Regions from separate parts of the Homo sapiens genome. Here region 1 is linked to region 2. The links are chromatin loops, found by intact Hi-C in ENCODE. Cell type or tissue: heart right ventricle. All regions are shown on one strand. Each heading gives the region's core, and the rest is flanking DNA. Links, peaks and the distances in the headings are about the cores only.

What was found. A loop is a pair of places that touch in the nucleus more often than their neighbours do. Peaks named below come from ENCODE experiments on the same cell type or tissue, not always from the same donor. Only the 100,000 strongest peaks of a DNase experiment are listed, where the experiment ranks them.
Region 1: a loop joins it to region 2, with 2.4 times the contacts of the local background. A loop is called at or near these places in 12 of 110 quality-filtered maps.

The regions. Positions count from the first base shown.
Region 1 is chr10:50,283,593-50,286,092 of GRCh38, reverse strand. No RefSeq gene overlaps it. Among named protein-coding and RNA genes, the nearest start is that of ASAH2, 33 kb to the right of the region's middle. In heart right ventricle, for the core only: no CTCF peak of the experiment used is centred there; no DNase peak of the experiment used is centred there.
Region 2 is chr10:50,641,589-50,647,436 of GRCh38, reverse strand. No RefSeq gene overlaps it. Among named protein-coding and RNA genes, the nearest start is that of SGMS1-AS1, 20 kb to the right of the region's middle. In heart right ventricle, for the core only: no CTCF peak of the experiment used is centred there; no DNase peak of the experiment used is centred there.

The DNA.
Region 1 (2,500 bases), core at 1-2,500, 360 kb after region 2:
GAGGGGAGGGTGGGCAGATTTCTTTACATGCTGCATAATATTTTTTAGATTCATTGATGCTGTATTTTAGTAATTCATTCTTTTTTTATTAGGGACCAGTATTCCACTGCATGAATGTACCACAGTTTGTTTATCTACTCTTCAGTAGATTGATATCTGGACTGTTTATAAGTTTTGAATATTATGAATTAAGCAGCTTAGATTTTTGTATATGTTTTGTGTGTATCTGTGCATGAGTGTGCTCACACATATATGTGTGTGTATGTATATACATTTTCATTTTTCATGCGTAAATACCCAGGTGAGGGATTGAAAGGGCACAGGGTAAATGTACATTCAATTTTATAAGCAGTTACCAGACCTGCTTCTAAAAATTTTTCTTGCTCTTGAAAAGATACCTACTGATGAAAATCCACTTCCTCTGGGCAATGTTGTGTCTAGATGTAATACATAGAACTTTTGTAGCTCTGGAGAAAGGCTAACACATGGAAAGGACCTGGATCCTTAATGATATCATTGGGTGCTGAAATAACCAACTCTGGGGCTGTTCTCCTTGGAATTTCTGTTTCTTGAGTTAACAATTTTCCTTATTTTTTAAGCCAGTTTAAATCAGAGATCCTTTTCCTTCTTAATTTTATAGAGTAAAATTGTTTTTATAAATTTTACTGAAGTATTACATATATACAGAAAAGCACATAGATATTAATTTTCACAGACTGAGTATACCTGAGTAGCTGGCCTCCAGGTGAAGAAATACAATGTTGCCCGCACCAGGGTGGCCTTGAGGAAGTGGGACTATAGCTCACATGTCACAAAAATTAGAAATGAGAAAAAAAAATTAGAAGCTTGGACGGGTTCACTAGTGAATTCTACCAAGTATTTAAGGAGGAAATGAACCCAATTTTCTACAAAATGTGTTCTACAAAATGAAGTTAGACCTCCCTCACTCTTACTCAAATATTCTTTCTCTCCCCTGGCTTCTCTCTGTCCTCCAAACCTGTCGTGTAGCCACGCTGTCAATACAGGTCTGCACACTTCATTCAGCAAGGGAAAAGCCCTATACTTAGCTAAAATAGTAATCTCTGAATTTTCCTCAAGTTTTCCTGGATTCAGGGTGAGGAAAGTTGGGAAGGAGGGACCACTATGATAAAGTAACCCTGCAAAGTGCTTATTGTCTCCACTGAAGCTGTTGGAAAACTAAGGGGTCAGAGAATAAGTTGTGTCACTTAGGCTGGCCAAATGACTTTGGACACTCAGCTATTTGAACCTCAGATATTATTTTATTTGTAAAATGAGTAGAATAATAGTAGTTACTTTATAGGGTTGTCTTTCGCGATTGAGTGCAAAAGGGCTTAAATGTATTATGGGGGCAGTAGGTAGCAAGGACCGTGTTCTGGTTCATGGGATACTTTCTTTCTGGTTTCCACTCTAAGCAGGAGGTGATTCTTCCTACCAACCACAGTCATCTGAAAGATTGAAAGACTAAAAGACTGAAAATCACTGGCAGCACAGGGGCAGACCCAAATGGAACCACTTGCTAAAGTTTGAAGACAGAGCTGCCTGCAGCCTTTAGAGCTGTCTAAGGAGAGAGGGGTTAAGGCAGCAACTGGCCTTGTTCGGCATTTATTGGAGGAAAGCAAATTCTTGTCTATAAATCAATCAAATCACTAAGAACTCCAATTAGAGCAAACTTTGAGCAATCATATATAAACATGGAGTGAGAATAATCTACACACGCTATTTTTGGCTTTTGGTATAGGACACACTGCCCCCGAGAAGTCCTCATGTGAAAAAAAAATGGTGGTGATGGGGTGTCATAGACAGCGATTGGTCAACTGAAGACGAATAAGAATTTGTAGTGGATCAGAAAGGATTCAGTGGCAGAGACTGATCTTTACAGATACTTGAATTAATTGGATATTAAATTGTATTTCAGTATTTCCCAAAATTTATCTATTAGTGTACAACTAACATGATTTTTCCCCATAACTATTTACCACTTGTACTATTACTTAACTAATGTTTTTCTTTAAATGACTTCATTAAAAATTGCTTTAGCCCTACTCTATATATTGTATATTTCTAATTCACAATGAAATCAATATGTAATAATTAAAAAATGTGTACTCTGTACTACCTAAAAACCTATCACCTTTTGGGAAATACCTTTGTCTATTATGGTCTTTACAGATATTAGATTATTGTCAACCAATTGTAGTAAGTCATTTTTATAAGGTCTTGAGTTAAAAATCCCATTTTGCAGATACCCAAGGCTTGATTCTCTTTGTCCAAACTTACTTCTGTCACACTCTTCTCCATGTTAGAAAATGTCAATGCCCTTCTGTCAGTACTAGAATCCAAAAAGCCTTGGAATTATTCTTGATCCCTATTTCTCTCTTATATTTTAAAACCAACAGGAAATCTTTCAAAATGTATTCATGGTGTGACACTTCACATCATCTCCACTTCTAGCCCTCTAGTCTAAGTCTCTTGCTTAGAT
Region 2 (5,848 bases), core at 1,282-3,781:
GGCTGGTTTCAAACTCCTGGGCTCAAGCAATCCATCTGCCTCAGCTTCCCAAAGTGCTGGGATTACAGAAATGAGCCACAACACCCAGCAAAAAATGTCTTTTAGCAGTTTGGTTTTAGCTCACATTTCTGGGGAAATGGTCCTCAACGTCTCCTCCAGGGAGCAATGTTATCAGGTTGGTAGTGGCAGCTGCCAGACTGCAAAGAGTAAAAAAGGAGGCTCTGAATTAGAGGCAATGACCATGCTGAAAGGAGAAGAGAATAAGATAGGCTTTTATTTTTTTTTCTCTTTTTTTTTTTTTTTTTTTTTTTTTGAGGCGGAGTCTCACTCTGTCACCTAGGTTGGAAAATGCAGTGGCGTGATCTCAGCTCACTGCAACCTCCACCTCCCAGGGTCAAGTGATTCTCGTGCCTCAGCCTCCCAAGTAGCTGAGATTACAAGCATGCACCACGATGCCTGGCTAACTTTTTGTATTTTTAGAAGAGACAGGGTTTCACCATGTTGGCCAGGCTGGTCTTGAACCCCTGACCTCAGGTGATTGGACTGCCTTGGCCTCCCAGAATGTGGGGATTACAGATGAAGATAGGCTTTTAAATCCTGGGGTCAGCAGTCTTGGAAGAAGCCAAGTCTGGAGAGAAGCTATGGGGTATTACAAAGAAGTTATTCATGTACAAAGTTAGGAAAAGGGCAGCAAGAGTTAACATTTATTAAAGCTCAGGTTAAAAGGATAGTGTTTTAGTTCATTTTCTGTAGCTTATAACAGAATAGCTGAGAATGGGCAATTTATAAAGAAAAAGAATTTATTTCTTATAGTTACGGAGGCTGAGAAGTCCAAGATTGAGGGACACCAACTGGTGAGGGCCTTCTTGCTGGTGAGGACTCTGTGCAGAGTCCCCCTTTGGCAAAGGGCATTACATGGCAAGGGGGCTGAGTGTGCTAGCTTGGGTCTCTCTTCCTCTTCTTATAAGGCCACGAGTCCCACTTCCATGATCATCCATAGTCCATAAACCCATTAAGCCATTAATCCATTAATGGTAGACCCCTCACAACCCATCACCTCTTAAAGGCCCCTTTCTCAATACTGCCATATTGTTGGTTCAATTTCAACATGAGTTTTGGATGGGACAAATATTCAAACCATTGTAGATTGTCTTGTCTAAATGGATTGAAACTACTCAAAATTAACTTCCTATCTCCTGACTTCAATAAGTCTCTGTCTCTGAGGAACTATTTTCTCCATTTTTTCCAAGACTGCATCTTCTTAAAGCAAAAACAACAAAAACCTAAAATCCGATTTGTCATAGGTGTAATAAGTCAATCATCTAGAATTTCAGTTTGTGTGAAACCAAATATGCAGATAGTTTGAATTGTTAATGAAAAATTAACAATGAAAAATTTCCATCCCATCAATGTCTAATTTGTGTCCCACCATCTCCACAGATTTCTCACTACCCTTGTGAATTCGTAATAGTTGCTGCCTCTAAAAGCCCCCAGATCTTTTATTTCTGAGTCGTTCATTCCAGCAGGTAGTCTGGGCAGTCTCTTTTTATTTAGGCCTTTAAAAAATACTCTAAATTCATTTTTCCCTCAACTGGTATTTTCAAGCCATTTTAAGAATAGTTTTTTATTTCTCTTTAAGATATAAGTGTATATAAAGTGTATATTTTTTTTCTGGACAACTCTGGGAGTACAGTTGTCCAGAAAAATCCACTGATACAAAGTTACTTCACTTCCTTCAGGATATCACAGCTCCTTTTAAACAACAACAACAATTATTATAAGAATAGTAAAGATAAGTCTTAACATGTAAATCCTTGGAAGGAGTTTCATTCAAAAAAATGAACTTCCTATTAAGGAACAAATAAACAGTACTTAATCAATTTATCTTTAAAGGTAAGATTTGAGAGGGGAGGATACCAGCTCCTGAAAGGACAGCAGGTTGAAAGAGAGACTTAAAGCACCTGGGTTGGCTCCCACAGGATGTGGAAGCCACAGAGTCATCTAGATTTACTTCCCAGTTTCCTCATCCATGTTAAAGGTAAACATTAAAGTGGAGTGCATTTCTATCCCTGTTTTCCTTTCTCTGAGTTTGAAATCCAAGTTTTCATTGGATAGCTTCACTTAATGGGGTGCTCTTTTGTTTTCATTATTGTTCACAGAAAAAGCTGTATTTATGGCCTGCTAGTGAATTTGAATAAATTGGGTTTAAAATGATTTTCAGGGTTTTTAATGTATTGACTGCTTTGAAAAGAACAAAAGCAACTCAGAACAATGCCTGTGGCAAATTGCTTGGTACTATTAGAAAATTTCACTTATTTACAAAGAAATATTTCTTTTAAAAAATGGAGACTCTATAATAGATTTAATGCTATACATAGCTAGTTGTTCCTTAAAATAACGAATTGTTTGCAAATTTAATTAGGTCATATATATAGCAATATGTTTAAAATAAGACCTCTTTCCATTCATTACAGCCTATTTCATAAGATAGAGAGTGCTATCCTTTAATTGCACAAGGATGCAGTAAATTATAGTCTTAAAATTCCCTACCAAGGTCTAATTTGGGTCAATGCTGAGATGATGGTGCTTCACAACTTAGCCACAACCAAATCTTGATGAATTTGCAGCAGAGACTCCAGAGATAGTTACTATCTCAAATTATAGTTATTGAAATGACCTGTACCCTTAAGTAACCAGGATCTTTTCACAAACTTTAGCTGAAGAATGGCAGCTAACAGAACTGAATCAATGAGGCTCAGCAAAAAATTTAAAGAAATCTTTTGGTTGATCAGTGTTCATGAGAACCAAAGATCTGAACATCTGCTCTTCTAATTCTTGTAGGACATCTCTAAAAGTAAAGCCACCCATTAGCTGTGTTTCTCAATTTCAGCTACAAAGATTTTAAGACTAATGCCTAAATTCCTCCTCCAAAGGTTTTAATTGGTTTAAGGTGCAGCCTGGATGTTGGGATTTTTACAAGCTCCCAATTGATTGAAAGAAGAAGCCAAGGTTGTGAACTTTAAAGGTTTACAGGTTTCTAAGTTTAGTGGCAACCTCACAGCTGCTGATAATTTCCTCTTAAACCTAACAATTCTGTTTCACTTAGCCAGTGAATGGTGATATCCCTCTAGAAAATAAATACCCAAACCTGGACCTTCCTTTGTTGATGAAATGAGAGTTTCTTAAGCTGGCATGAGTACTTTTTATATTTCCCTCATGGCTCTAATATATAGCCAGGGTTGCAAACTGCTGCTTTACAGTTATTTAGACCTAGCCAATGTGATGCTCTTTCAATGTAGATAACTGAAGAAAATAAACGTGATTAATCATTAGAGCATTTTATTTAAAAATGGAATTTTGCTTAATAACGATTCAATTTTTGTTTATATCACTTATGTAACAGATATATGTTCCAGTTAGAATAGCCTTCTTCATCTAACTTACAGTGCCTGGGAGGCAAATCCTAATACCTGACCAAATTGTACCTAAGTGAAAGAAAATTGGCATTATGAATACAGCAAGTCCTCACTTAACATCCTCAATAGGTTCTTGGGAACTGCAACTTTAAGTGAAATGATGTACAACAAAACCAATCTGACCATAGGCTAATTGATATAAACTAATGTTAAGTTCCTAAGCCCCAAAACACTTCTAATATTAAACATTGAAATAAATGTGAGCTATACATATATTTAAGAAAGATAAATAAAAACAACTAAGATGATTATTTACCCCATTATTCTAGTTCAGGGTCTCAGGTGGCCAGAACTCACTCAGGGTGCAAGGCAGGAGGAACTATCCCTGGACAGGACACCAGCCCATCACAGGGTGCGCTCACACAAAACCACACTCACACTGGGACCATTTGGAAACAACAATGAACCTAATGGGCACATCTTTGGGATATGGGAGGAAACAGGAGTACCTGGAAGAAACTGATATAGACATGGGGAGAATGTGCAAACTCCACTCAGACAGTGGCGCTTGCTGAAAATGGATATTTTTCTTATCAACCTTATAATGAAATGACATTGAACGATGACATTATTCAAGGACCTGCTGTACATTTTAGTTCAACAATTTTTCTACCTAAATGTGAGGAGTCTGTCACTCAGTTTCCAATACCAGATTTTTTCCCATGGGCTTAGGGTGTCTACTCTTTTTTCCTTTTAATTTACATTTTATTTTATTTTATTTATTTTTTTTTAGAGGCAGGGTCTTACTCTGTAGCCCACACTGGAGTGCAGTGGTGTGATCATAGCTCACTGTAACCTTCAACTTCTGGGCTCAAGAGATCCTCCCACCTCCACTTCCTGAGTAGCTAGGATGACAGGTGCATGCCACCATGTCTGGCTATTTTTATTTTTTGTAGAGACGGGGGCCTTCATATGTTGCCCAGGCTGTTCTCGAACTCCTGGCCTCAAGCAATTCCTCCCCTCTACGACGCAATTCTCTCTACTTGGCAGCCCAAAGTGCTGGGATTACAGGTGTGAGCCACTGTGCCTGGCTGGATGTCTATTTTGTTTGTTTGTTGGAGACAGGGTCTTGCTCTGTCACTCAGGCTGGAGTACAGTGACACGATCATGGCTCACTGCAGCCTTGACCTCCCGGGCTCAATTAATCCTCCCACCTCAGCCTCCCAAGTAGCTGGGACTACAGGCGCAAATGCCACACCTGGCTAATTTTTGTACTTTTTGTAGAGATGGGTTTCTGCCATGTTGCCCAGACTGGCCTCAAATTCCTGGGCACAAGCAATCCTCCTGCCTTGACCTCCCAAGTGCAGGGATTACAGGCGTGAGCAACCACACCTGGCTGCAATTTTGTAACTGCAGATCAACTCAGGCTGCTCATCTGGGGGAAAGTGTTATTTTACCTGTTAACATCCACCCCTTGTTAACACTGTGGCATTCTTGCTTGGTGTCTCCCCTAATGAAAAGGTTTGTATTTTCTCTCGGGTGAAGTCACTCTTTACCTGCTTCCTTTGTGTGTTTGGTCCGGAATATTCCTCCTGAACTGGGGCAGAGGCTCTCTGTCTTCACTTTCTCACCATCTGCTTTGAGACTTCTTTTTCAGTTAACATCCTTTTGATTTATGGCTCAACTTTATTCATAACTTGCCCCTGGTTAAAACAATTATTTCTTTATTTAAGGATTTCAGCCCAAATAGCCTCATTGCTAAATAATTTCCTAGATGCTTCTCATACAGATGATTGTTGAACAAAACTTTGACAAGCACTGATTGCTCGAAGGGATTTCTACCAAGTCTCACTTATTGTTAAGATTAAAGGCCTCTTTTGGTATTGCCAAAAGTTTGAGGACAAAGAACCTTGTGCACACTATGTACTGTTTGAAAAATGAATGGCGAATTTTTAAGGCCAATAATTTTTCCTAACATCATAAAACTTCTACATACATGATTCTATATTATATTACCTGGCTATTCAATATTCTTTAATTTTTTTCTTTCTTTCATTAGATATTTTACAAGAGTTTGCTACAATGTGTAACAGATCTAGAGGTTGAGGGATAAAAGTGAATAAAAGGTCTAACGTGACTACAAGGATCACATCTGGAATTATGCCAAGAGTAGATGGTCACCGGATGTTTTTGAATGACTGGATGCCAAATGGCAAAGCAAGGAGATGCATGGGTAAAAAATGCCCATCTCCAAGTTGGATGATGTCAGGGCTCAGAAAGGGCTTCCAATCTCCTCTTATGCTGGTGCCAAGAGGTACCTTTACACTAATGTATTATAGAGACATTGATACTGGAGCATTAGGAATGGCTGTATTCATACAAGATGTTTTCAGAGACATGGCAAAGAGGCCCTTCTTTGGTCAACTGTTCAT